2 separate regions of the Homo sapiens genome follow, and region 1 is linked to region 2. A link is a contact called in ENCODE Hi-C or POLR2A ChIA-PET data. All regions are on one chromosome and are shown on one strand. The core of a region is the stretch at or near the end of the contact, and the rest is flanking DNA. Distances in the headings are between cores, read along the strand shown. Region 1 overlaps DTNA (dystrobrevin alpha). Region 2 holds the start of DTNA-AS1 (DTNA antisense RNA 1).

Region 1 (6,429 bases), core at 1,799-4,298, 38 kb after region 2:
ACATTACTGACAATTTATGCAGTGAATCTTTCTCCCATTCTTCCCCAAGGAGACCTCCAGCCTTTAACCAGGGTAACTGTGCACTGGGGAAAGGGAAGTGATCAGATATTTCGGGGACTACTGGACATTGGCTCTGAGCTGACATTGATTGCAGGGGACCCAAAACGTCACTGTGGTCCTCCAGTTAAAATAGGGACTTATGGAGGTCAGGTAATTAATGGAGTTTTATCTCAGGTCTGACTTACAGTGAGTCCAGAGGATCCCCGGACTCATCCTGTGGTCATTTCCCCAGTGCCAGAATGCATAATTGGCATAGACATACTTAGCAGCTGTCAGAACCCCAACAACAGGTATATCGCAAATGTTGAATAGGACTCACTTACACTAAAAAATACTCACCATTTATCTGAAATTGAAATTTAACTGAGCCTCATGTGCTTTATCTAATATTCCTACTAACATAGCACTTTAGACTTAGAAAATATTTGTTGTGTGATTTAATTTTCTTTGCTTGGGATTATAGAAGAATGTCTTTTCCAGCTTGCTGATTTTTATTTTTGCCATGGATTTTTAAAAATTCAAATGAATTCCATAACCTGAGCCAAGCTTCTAAAACGTAAGCAGGGAGGTGCTCTCACAGGGAAGGAGAATAGAACCCAGCTCAGTCCAGGTTGCATCCTTTGCTACTGTTTGACATTTGTTTCTTTAGCCCAGGCTTCTCATTTTAGATAAGTAAAGGAGGATCGCAGAGGAAGGTGACTGCAAATCCAGTGTCTTTGCTTTGGATCACGCTGTCTTGGCATATACAGGTGACTCTGCTGTATAAGAATGAGTTATATTCCTAGAGTTAATTTACAAGCTTCATTACAGCACAGAGCACATTGTCCTCTTCAGAAAAAGCTATAACACTAAAGTTAGATTAGTAGGCAATCCAACAAGTTAGCTGAAAAACAAAATACCTGCCATGAAGAAAATTAGGGGGAAAAATAAACTACTTCAAATAAATTATGGGTAAGGTAGGTTTCACTGGACTAGTCTGAAAATGTAATGATCATGGTGTTAGTGAGACAGTGTGGAAACAGGCAAATAAATATTCTCTTTTCTTTTCAGCTTCAGGGATACTAATAAATGGAACTTGGATAGGGAGGAGACTGATTTGGTGGTGAGAGTAGAAAATGCACAGAAAGAATGAGTGAATAAAGAAATGGAGTCTCTGCTAATCTTTCCCAAACACTTAGACAGCTGACAATGTTCCAACATCTTCAGAGTTTTCACCATCCCTCACCTGCCCTGTCACTTCTTTCCCCTATAAAGTTAAAACTGTAAAGAAAGAAAAACTCTCCACATTTAACACTCTCCATTTGACCATTTATCTATTCATTAATACAATAAAGAGTTAAATATGTGGGCCAGGCACTGTACAAGGCACTGGTGACACACAGGTAAACAAGACAGAAACAGTTTCTGCCATCAGGGAACTTCAGGGAGACATACATTAAGAGATGATTACACAAATAATTAATTATAATTGTGATAAGTGATACTCAAAGAAGTACAGTTACTGCAAACACTGGCTACCCAATACAGAATCATCATCATCATCATTTCTTCATTATGCACTTGCTATGTGCTGTACTTTGTGCAAAGTATTGTATATCCCTTTTATCTAAAATTCGCACAAATCTTTTTTTTTTTTTTGAGACGGAGTCTCGCTCTGTCGCCCAGGCTGGACTGCGGACTGCAGTGGCGCAATCTCGGCTCACTGCAAGCTCCGCTTCCCGGGTTCACGCCATTCTCCTGCCTCAGCCTCCCGAGTAGCTGGGACTACAGGCGCCCGCCACCGCGCCCGGCTAATTTTTTGTATTTTTAATAGAGACGGGGTTTCACCTTGTTAGCCAGGATGGTCTCGATCTCCTGACCTCATGATCCACCCGCCTCGGCCTCCCAAAGTGCTGGGATTACAGGCGTGAGCCACCGCGCCCGGCCACAAATCTTGAAAAATAGCAAGGTAGAAATTATCACCATTTTCAAAAGATAACAGATAACCCTTTTTTTCTATTTATAGCTTTGCTTTCAGAGGAGGCCATTGGAAGACCCTTTGTTCTGGGCATCTTGATGCATTTGAGTATGAAAACTTGGAACAAGAACAGAAGAGAGCTAAATTTCTCTGCATAGTAAGAGGGAAAATATTTGTGTTCCTAGGAAACTATCTGGAGGCATATGTGAAGGGTGAAAAAAGCAGATAGAGGTTTCTGGAGAGACATCAAAGGCTGTGAGCCTCCCCACACCAGTCCTTGCCAACCCCAAACCTTCAGTGAAGTTACTGGACACACCAACATGAGTGAGCTCTTTGGTGGTCACCAGTGAGGGGACAGAGTTTCACTTGCAATTTGATAAAGGGGGAAAAGAGAACACAATGTGCATAGATATTAGGGTGAGAGGAATAACAGGTTAGGGGACAGTAACTCCAGTATTCCCAAAGGTGGTGAAAAGGGTTCGAATTGGTTTGAGCCAACTTTATGTGAGCCCTCAAGGGGCTAGGAAGTCCCAGCTGACAACTGGGTTATCCAAATGAGGACATATGGACACAGAGAGGTCCCAGAGCCATGAAAATTACTATATTTGAACCCAAATCTGACTCCAAGGTCTATATTCTTCCCACTTTGCCATGTTCCCTCAGTTTTTGCCAAGACTGAACAAGGGGCCACAATGCAACACTTCTGACCTGTGATTCTTGAAGGAATTAGCTCCAGACTAACCAGAGAACAGGCTGGCCATTCTCACATCAGAGCCCCCAACAACTGTGTACTGCTTTAACACTTCAAGTTTAAAGCACTTTTGCATACATTACCTCATGCATGGAATTTTACTTCTTCTGAATGAAGAACTAAATAAATTGTGCTAAATAAATCTCAAGCTGTTGTCAGTGCTTTTCACTACAAATTCCTCACCCAGCAGTTCCCCCATGGGTATTATCTGTTAAGTGCAGCTTTGCCCAGTGCAGTCACTCAGCTGGGGAGCAAATGCAGAACTTGGATTTGTTGTGCTGCAGACAGGCTTCAAGAGCAACTCGTACATCCTGTAGGCTTCGGAAAGAAAACTGGGGACACAATGTCCTGGTTCAAGCAAATGCCTACATTTATTTTTGGAATTATTCCTTGGAACTGTGGAGAGATGAGTTTTTTCATGCAGAACCAAGGACAAGAAACAGCAAGGTTAAGAAAACACAAATCTTGAAGTCTTAAAGCTCTTCTAGACTTATCTAGTGTGTCCTGGAGGTTTAATCACTGGGTAGAGTAAATCCTCAGCAGGTATAAATAACCTTAGGTTTCTTTCAGATTGTCTGCTTTGGTTGGGGAACTGCCAGATCTACAATGACTATTATTTCTGGTTGCCATTTATGTCTTTCCACCTTGAATTTCCCATCTTCCATCTTTTCTTTGTGTCCTAATTTAGAGTGTGTTTACTTTTGTATCTTTGAGAGTGCCTCGTATGCTGTGGAAAATACTCTTTGAATGCCCAATATGGAATGTGCCCAGCCTCCTTCAGAAGTTTTAAAAATTTGAGTGTTAAATTATTTTAGTTTATTTGAATCCTACATCTGATTTTAAAGTGTGAAAAATATACAACATTTTACCTCAGTCACACACTCAGACGTCCTGTTCTCTTCCTTAGCTTTCCTCAGAGCGGGGTTCTGAAGGAGAGAGCAGCAACCTGCCACCTACAGGAAGGTATTAAAACTTCTAGTTGCCCCTGTGCCATTTCTCACACACAGAAACACAGAATGTCTCTCTCTGTCTCTTGATTGCAGGTAAAGCAGCCATAAGAACTCAAGGAAGACAAAACATTTTAGAGGGGAGGTTTGGCAATGACATTAGACACACTTGAGTTCAAATCTCCTTGCTGCCAGGTACTACCTGCATGTACTTGAGCAAATAACTTGTTTTTCTTACCCTCCATTTCCTTATTTGAAAGTGCACATAATAATTTTCCTTATATAATTCCACGAGGACTGACTGAATAAGATGATTTTGTAAGACATTTGGTATTATACCTATGAGTTCCTGCCATTGACATTGACATCATACTCTCTTTTCAATATTCCCTTTCCTCTTTTTTTTCTTGTGACTTCTCTGGGACTCTCTTCCAGGTAATTGTGGTGGGGCTGCCTGTGTTTTCCTTCAGACATAGAGGTGCACAACTGAAGGGACCCCGGGTGTCAGAATACCCCACCCACTTGGCCATGGTGACCATTCAGGGCTGTACACACACCCCAAGCCAGGCTTTCTCACTTACTTGCTGGGATCTTTGAATTATTAAGAAAAATCTCCTGCTCAGAAAGTGAAGCTGGTGGGGTGTGATTTGGGGGCTACTGGCAGCCATCTTACCTGCTGTTTGGGAAGCCTCTTTCCAGGAGCTAGTGAGAGGCATAAGGTTTGGTTTTGTGTTTGAGTAGGAATCACTGAAGAAAGCTAAGCAGAAACAAGCAAAGCCTTGAAACAGGGAAGAGAACTTGGGGATGCCCTTTGGGCCTCTGGATCTAAATGAGTCTGCAGCCAACTGTACCCAAGTCCTTGTTATTTACATAAGCTGATTCCTCCTTTTTATTTTTTTTTGAGAAAAATACTTTATTTTATAATATTCTTTGAAAAAAGTACTGGAAGGAAATATATAAAGCCCTCAACAGTTTTATCCTGGGATGAGAATAGAAATTTTAGGTGGGGAAATTTTACTTTTCATGTAAAATATTTCTGCATGAAAAATTATTTATTTTATTTTTTTAAATTTTTTAAACTAGTTGAAGTGATATTTCTCAAACCTGCAGCAGGAGGAGCCTATTATAATTCCCTTCTGTTCTCCTATACTGCTTTTCATAAACTAAGAAGTGGGCCTTGTTTTTTGTCCTTTCTTTGTCAAAATCATTTTTGTCCTGATTTCTTAACATATAGAAAAACTCCAATAATTATACAAAAGAAGATAAAAACCATACTATTAACATTGCAGCTGATAGTCTTCTTGCTTCTTCTATACGTAGCTGCATTCACATTGAGTATGCAATTTCAAATTCTCACTTTTAACTTAATATCACAACATTGCGAAAGTAATACGTATCTGCTGAAGAAAATTCAGAAAACATAGGAAAGTAAAGATAGGAAAATTAATCTATTACCCATGGACAGTCATTAAGGATACCTTGCTTTATTTCTATCATTTTTTGCCTTTTCCCCCCCTCCCTCTTAATATTAGGATTAGATAGTAGATGGCATTTTATAAAAAACATATCCTCTTTCACAAAACACTTTTATAAGACATTTTAGGCGCTGAGTGCAGTGGCTCACACCTGTAATCCCAGCATATTGGGAGGCCAAGGTGGGTGGATCACTTGAGGCCAGGACTTTGACACTAGCCTGACCAACATGGTGAAACCCTGTCTCTACTAACAATACAAAAATTAGCCAGGGAAGGTGGCACTTTCCTGTAATCCCAACTACTTCGGAGGCTGAGGCAGGAGAATCGCTTGAACCTGGGAGGTGGAGGTTGCAGTGAGCCAAGATTGAGGCACTGGACTCCAGCCTGGGTGACAAAAGCAAAACTGTCTCTCTCAAAGAAAAAAAAAGGACATTTTAAATGGTTTCCATCATGCAGATGTTCCATAATTTATTTAACTTGTTCTTCATTGTTGGGCATTTAGTTTGTTTTACAGTGAAAATTTGTTTTCACAATACTGTGAATCAATATCCTTGATTCACAAGGATATTATAATACTGGGATCAGTATCCTTGTTTATAAATTCTGGGCCAAAAATATTTCCATTTTAGACATTCCTAAAAGTAAAATTACTAGTCAATGGTCATAAGTATTTTAAGGAAATTAAAAATATTATCAAGCCAAGACAATGGGAAAAAGGCCTTAAAAGCATTTCAGAAGGCTTCAGGACAGTCCTCCCATCACCAGCCCAGGATCACAGTAGGAAAGAATGGGTTTTGGGGCCAGGCCCAGGACCCTGCTGCCCTGTGAAGCCTCAGAAAACTGCTCCCAGCATCCCAGCTGCTAGGGCTCCAGCCTTTGCTTAAAGGGCTTCAGGTACAGCTCAGGCTGCCGCTTCTGAGAGTGCAAACTGCAAGCCTTGGGGGCTTCTACGTTGTGTTGAGCCTGCAGGCACACAGAATGCACAAGTGAAGGAGGCTTGGCAGCTTCCACCTAGATTCCAGAGGATGTATCAGAGGAAAGCCTTGGTGCTTGCCGCAGGGTGGAGCCTCCACAAAGATACTTTCCTAGGGCAGTGCTAAGGGGAAATGTGGGGTTGGAGCCCCACACAGCGTCCTCACCAGGGCACTACCTAGTGGAGCTGTGAGAAGGGGGTTGCTGTCCTTCAGTTGGGAAAATGGTAGAGCCACTGGCAGCTTGCATCCTGAGCCTGGAAAGCCA
Region 2 (6,738 bases), core at 1,354-3,853:
AATTTTAAATAAGGTATGGACCTAAAAGTAAACAATCTATTTTCACTTCAGATCCACTGATTTCTACGAAGTAAATACTATAATGAGTTTCTGCTATTGTTTGAATGTTTGTGCCCCACCAAATTCTCATGCTGAAACTTAATCCCTTAATGCGATGGTATTACCAGGTGGGGACTTTTAGCAGGTGATCAGGACTTGAGGGCAGAACTTTCATGGTGGGGATTAGTGCCCTTATAAAAGAGGCCCCAGGCCAGGCGTTGTGGCTCACACCTGTAATCCTAGCACTTTGGGAGGCCAAGGCGGGCAGATCACATGAGGTCAGGAGTTTGAGACCAGCCTGACCAACATGGTGAAACCCTGTCTGTACTAAAAATACAAAATTAGCTGGGCGTGGTGGTGCATGCCTGTAATTCCAGCTACTTGGGAGGCTAAGGCAGGAGAATTGCTTGAACCTGGGAGGCGGAGGTTGCAGTGAGCCGAGATTGCACCATTGCACTCCAGCCTGGGAAAAAAGAGTGAAACTCTGTCAAAAAAAAAAAAAAAGCCCCAGAGGGCTGCCTTGCTTCTTCCACCATGAGAGGACACAGTGAAAAGGGGCCACCTATGAACCAGAAGGCTGCCCTCCCTAGATACCAAATCTGGCAGTGCCTTGATTTTGGATTTTCTAGCCTCCAGAACTATGAGAAATAAATGTTGTTTATAAGCCACCCAGTTTATGGTATTTTTGTTAGAGCAGCCTGACACTTTCCAATAAAAAAATGCACTTACAAATATGCTACCTACATTTTGTTTCTTATTTCTTTTACTGTAGGGAAAAACTCCATTATAAGGTATCATAATTTATTGTGGGTTAGGTTTATTGCAGACTAAAATTACTTTCCTCTAATCAGCGAATATATTCAATGTTGACTAATGTTATGTCATGTAAACATTGCTGCTTCTGGTTGGCTAACTTTCTAGAAGGAAGGTTTCAACTTTGATTAAGATAAGCCAAGATCAATTATGTAAGCATTTTACAAATACCTCTGAATATCACAACTGTTGCATTTATTGTTAGAAAGGAAAACTTTGCAAAGACATATAGTACTTGCATTTAATGCCTCTGATGAAGGTAGAAACAATTTTTAAAACCTTAATTTAGCAAAGCATTCAAAATATGCTTGTTTTTTTTCCTTGGGCCTTAACTTTGTCTAATTTTGTAGAATGTAATATCTTTTCTCATCCTGAAATACAGGAATTTTATAAGGTACATTATAAAATAAATAAGACTTTCCTGATATCTCCTTCTCTAGGAAAGTCCTACCAGTGACCCTCACCCCCAACAACTCAGGGCACTGACTCCCTGAAGCTCTCACATACCATGTACATATTTCTATCATTATCTTTCTACATGGTTTTATAAATCTGCTTAAAAGCCCATATTCTCAGTTAGATTTTGAGCAACTTGAAGGAAGGTATTGCATGTCATTCATCATCACACTATCCTTGGTACCTAGCACAATGTCAAACACATAGCAGGAGCTCATTATACACTTAACTGAATTAAGAGGTCAATGAATGGACAGACTGAAGGGCCACTGGACAGGTATAAGCTTCTATTTTCACCCAGGGATGGATTAGCATCCTCACTTCTTCTCTACTGTTTTTCAAGAAATTCCAAGACAATTCTGGATGCAGGATAAGGATGTGGACCAGAAAAGAACAGAAAGAGGAAAAGGAAATGCCCAAGAATGAGAAAGTGCCTTTCTCAGAGAGCAGGAGGCATGGGATAAGGCCTGTGGACCACAGCTGCAGACAACACAGTGTGTCCACTTTAATGTTGAGTGGGGACAACACAGTGTGTCCACCTTAATGTTGAGTGCAGTGTTGCCAAGTCCCTGATTCCCTGAGCCCTTCCTTCCTTTCCTTTTCCTTTTCCTTTCTTTCTTTTCTTTGTTTTCCTTTTTTTGCTTTTTTTGGGGGGGCGTTCCTTCTTACCATTTTGTAGTCTTTTATTGGAAATCTCTAGCTCTCCTGAAAGGAGCCTAAGGAAGGCTCCGCTTGGCAAAGCTCTAAGGAGGACAGAGTGTCTACCACTTACCCTCTGCCTTCCCCTCCAATTCTGAGGCCATTGTAGTGGTAACACATGATAAGAACGTGGGACAATCATATCCCTTTTAATTGCTGAAAACACGGAGATTCTTCCTTTTATTTGTAATCTGGGTGATGTGTTTGAAGGGGAAGAGGAAACTTCTTCTGTGGGAACATTTTCCTTGGCCCCTATCGCAAGCAGTGGAAATGGCTTTTATTGACTCATTAGGACTACAAATACAGTAACAAATTCTTTCAACATCTGTAATGCTTTTCTCACTACTCATTTTAGATTGCTTTAGCTTCCTGTGAGGAGTCAAAACACATATATGATGTGTGACCAATGCTATGGTTTGAATGTTTGTCCCTTCTAAAACTCATGTTGAAACTTAACCCCCTGTGAGGCAGTGTTGAGAGGTGGGGCTTTTAAGAGGTGATTGGTCATGTGGGCTCTGCCCTCATGAATGGATTAATCCATGAGTAATCACAGGAGTGAGGTGGCCTTATAAGAAGGGGAAGACAGACCTGAGTTAGCATGCTCAGCCTCCTTACTATGTGTGCCCTGCACCATCTTGAGACTCTGCAGAGAGTCCCACTAGTAAGCAGACTCTCACCAGAGGCAGCCCCTTGACTTGGACTTCTGAACCACCATAACTGTAAGAAATAAATTCCTTTTCTTTATAAATTGCAAAGTTTCAAGTATTCTGTTATAAGCCACAGAAAATGAAAATAAGACAACCTACTTATATTTTTCTTCCATCCCCTCCTTCCCCAAACTTCAGCCCCATTTTTATCCACTGGGGCTGGGGAATAAGATGTAGAGGAGAAACTTGAGGAATAGATGCGTACTTTGCATCCTCACAGTCATGATTAGCTGTAAGCCTAGAAGCCTGGGGCTAAGGTGACCTGCCCAGGGCCCTAGGAAACATCTTCTAGAGACTCTGAGAGGGTAGACATGTGGAGATGCCGGTTTCTACCCTTACCATGAGTCTAATTACCATGCCAGTTATCATAGAACTATGTGTATGTATCAGGAGAACATTACGGTTTTCATTTTTAAAAATTCATCCAATATTAATTAAAAAATGAGACTTTTTTAATAAGTAAACTTTTTAAAAAGAAAAGAAAACGTTCTTACACATGAACTATGAATCAATATTTTTTTCCAAGAGAAAATGGATATGGTAATACAATGGAAGTGTTGACCCAGCAGAGAATAAGACTGCTCATTGTTACTAGTGATCTAGCTTATTGCTTACACTTTTAAATTTGAAAAAAAAACTGGAGCAAGTTCCTTTGTTTCTTTAAGTATTGTCTCTTTTCTTATTTTTGTCTCATGTAAACAAATGTGGTTAAAACTCTGACACAAAGAGCTAATTTTGTTCTTTCAGAAAAAAACTTAAATGTTTTCCAAAAGCTTTAAAATATTTTCCTGTGCTTGTAAAAGAAAATACAAATATAAGGGGGATTTAATGTTTGATATTTTATAAAGTTCTTGGAAACCATTTTTATTTTATTTTATTATTATTACACTTTAAGTTTTAGGGTACATGTGCACAATGTGCAGGTTTGTTACATATGTATACATGTGCCATGTTGGTGTGCTGCACCCATTAACTCGTCATTTACATTAGGTATATCTCCTAATGCTATCCCTCCCCCTTCCTCCCACACCACAACAGGCCCCGGAGTGTGATGTTCCCCTTCCTGTGTGTTCTCATTGTTCAGTTCCCACCTATGAGTGAGAACATGTGGTGTTTGGTTTTTTGTCCTTGCGATAGTTTGCTGAGAATGATGTTGGAAACCATTTTGATGGCACTGCATTTATGATACCAAGGTTAGAGAAAAGAAGAAAAACATCCATCCAGATTTAAACCATTCCAAGGTCAGAATTATATTGTATATGTATCCAGAGGTTCATCCTTTTAGTATGAACTAAACGGTTCATATGCTTTAGTATTTAAGCATTTTCAGATTTCAAGACTACTTAGGAGTCATCTCTACCATTTGTGCCTCATAATACCCCTTTTATTGTTGTGTAAACATATATAACAATATTAGCAATATTTGTAACAGAATCTAGTTTAATAAACTTAGTACCAAATGTAAACTATAGGATTCATGATGGTAATTAGTCCAAACAACTGGCATACTTACAATTGCATTTCTTCTGAACAAACCTAAGCTTGCATGCTGTTCTGTAGGTGGAGAGTCGGATGCGATCCAGATCTTGAGCCCCTAGTGCGGGGAAAAAGGACACATAAGGTATGCCATGTGTGCAGAAAGAAATTTACAATGTTTACAAATAAAACAACTGTAGATATGATCCTTACCCCTAATTTTATTTTTATTAGAATATAAATATAACTTTAAGACTTGAACAGGTCTGTCCTATTCAAGGACAAGTTCCTCAGGTTCTAGGGAAAAAGAGCACACACATGTAATCAACATTGGAGATTAGGTTGTAAACCATATTCTTGGATCAAGAAACACAATGTCATCCCTGTTGTGTCCACCACTTCTGAAAACAGTCTGCTCAAGCTGTGACCTACAGTGAAACAGCGAGATGATATAGATACTATCATCAAATAAGCATTTAAAGTGCATTGCTATTGGTCATTAGAATGTGGCTGTTAGGTGACCATGTACTGACTGCTGAGCATCTTCTCTGTGTGCCCTTAGGCCAATTGCTTTTAGAGCTTCAGTTTTCTCACTTGGAAGATGGGGATGATGATAATAATAGTACTTATTGCACAGGACTGTTGTAAGGATAAATGAGTGAATATACCTAAGGCACTTAAACACCGTCTGGCACACAGTAAATGCTGCATAAGTATTCATTTTTATTACTAACAACTTTCTTGTGATCCTTCCTGTCAATCTCAGAGGAAGACATGCCTTTCTAAAACAACCTTTCTTTTACTGTGGCTTCCAGTTCCTTCCTAACTTAGAGGGAACACATTCCCTATATTCTTAAACTACTTTCCTTATTTCACTCTCCCACTTAGGAGTCCAGCATGGCTCCTGATGCCCAGAACATCAGGTCTAAAAGCTCTGCTCAGAATCCAAGCTCGTCTGCAGTTTCTTTCCAGCTTACTTGCCTAACGACATTGCCCACCACTTTCTACCACAGAATCTCTCGTAGCCTTGGTCAGTCTCATCTCAATACCCTGCAGATGGGCTGCTTGTTACATCAAGACCTGAGCTCCTAGTATTCCTCCCACCCTCCTTTGAATGAGTTAATCTCTAGACTTTGTCTAGAACACATTAGACTATCAATAAATGTCTGCTTTTCTCCATTTCTACATATTTTCTTTTTCTAAGCCCATGTTTATGGTCCATAACAGATATAAAGGCATGTATTGAACTTTTATCTTTACCAGTCATATACTAATAAAATGTGCTATGTGAATCCTTTAGAGTAAAACAGAATAGAAAGTAAATGAACTATCCTGGAAGCGATTATATTAGACGGCCAATTAAGTGCTTTCCCAGTGAAACTCAGCATGAATTAGCAAGTGTCCCCCACTAGGGGATTTAGCATTTCTTCAACTCAAACCGATATCTTCAGATTCACTTGAAGTGTTGCCAATAGTCCTATTACTTTGTGGTTTTACAAAGCAGATCATTAAACGGTCACTCTTAATAAAGCTTATTCTTTGACAAACAGGCTTAGTGACACTGAGCACTTGAGGGATCAAAGAGATGGGGAACTACCCTCACCCAATGCAGGAATTCCCTTAGAAATGTTCTCAAGAGATGAACATTTAGCCAATGGCCACGTAGGATTATTTCCAATGATAGAGAAGATTATTACTTGTGAAAATAAATGAACTTTAAAGGAAGTAAAATTTAACTCTGTCACTTCCCAGTTGTGTGAGTTTCACCAAGTTTTTCCTTGGCATCTCAATTTCCTCATGGATAAAGCGAGATAACAATATCAACTTTACTGGCTGGTAATACAGATATAAAGTCTTGACTTCTGCACTGAGAACATAATGACCACTTAACAGTAAATGGGCCCCTTAAGAGGCTTCATGTGCCATTTCTGAACAAAAATATGTGATAGAAATTTCTTTTTTATATTTGAGCTTTGATTTACCTCCCTGTAACTTCAACCTATTTGATCTAGTTTCCCCTGGAGTCACATACTCTTTTCCCCCTGCCATTTGAGAATTCATTTCTGAAATATTGCAAAGCAGCTACATTATCATTATTAGCATCCTCATTACCATCTGAAAATTATGTGCAACAGTCCTTGTCATCATGGACTTTAAAATTTAGCTGGGGAGGTAGCTTCTCCTTGACTTTTTTTAGGGTAAAAGATGTTCAACTCCACAGCCATTTCAGGTATACTGTTTATCTGTCTGGTACCCAGTAGGGCTTCAATTCATGGCAGTTGTTATTATTATTTTCATTATGATCAAGCATGGTTTGAAACCCTTAAACATTCTAGTCACCCTGTTCTGTGACTGGCTAATATCTCTTTAAAATTAGGTGTCCAAAATTAATCCAAATAGCTATTGCTTTACCTGTATAGAATATACAGAAAGCAATTATTACTACCTTTGATAAGGACTCCTAACTAATGTGATCTTTTTTTAAAAATAGACGGCTCATTATGCCAGCTTTTATTAAGTTTGAAGTTAATTAAAAAACTGCTTTGAA

The links. A loop is a pair of places that touch in the nucleus more often than their neighbours do. ChIA-PET counts read pairs that join two places held with the same protein, here RNA polymerase II (POLR2A). Pooled maps may share reads with other maps.
Region 1: a map of mammary epithelial cell shows a loop between it and region 2 (2.8-fold over the local background). The contact joins the enhancer-like site here to the promoter of DTNA-AS1 in region 2. A Hi-C loop is called at or near these places in 9 of 168 maps with a recorded cell type or tissue (Caco-2, Right ventricle myocardium inferior, cardiac septum and 4 more), 2 of 37 single-sample maps with no recorded cell type and 9 of 50 pooled maps. POLR2A ChIA-PET finds 5 or more read pairs at or near these places in 3 of 52 experiments (AG04449, AG04450 and BJ).

Annotation. Positions count from the first base shown.
Region 1 is chr18:34,726,755-34,733,183 of GRCh38, reverse strand. The region is part of intron 1 of DTNA (dystrobrevin alpha); the gene reads right to left. Among named protein-coding and RNA genes, the nearest start is that of DTNA, 20 kb to the right of the region's middle. Within about 2 kb of position 3,048, at least 5 of the 41 ENCODE cell types and tissues checked have a DNase peak (open chromatin) inside an H3K27ac peak, as active enhancers do.
Region 2 is chr18:34,763,531-34,770,268 of GRCh38, reverse strand. DTNA-AS1 (DTNA antisense RNA 1) reads left to right here and starts at 2,603. Exons shown (of 5, transcript NR_199046.1): 1 at 2,603-2,726; 2 at 4,275-4,335. It overlaps DTNA (dystrobrevin alpha), which reads right to left. Exons shown (of 23, transcript NM_001386795.1): 3 at 4,228-4,308.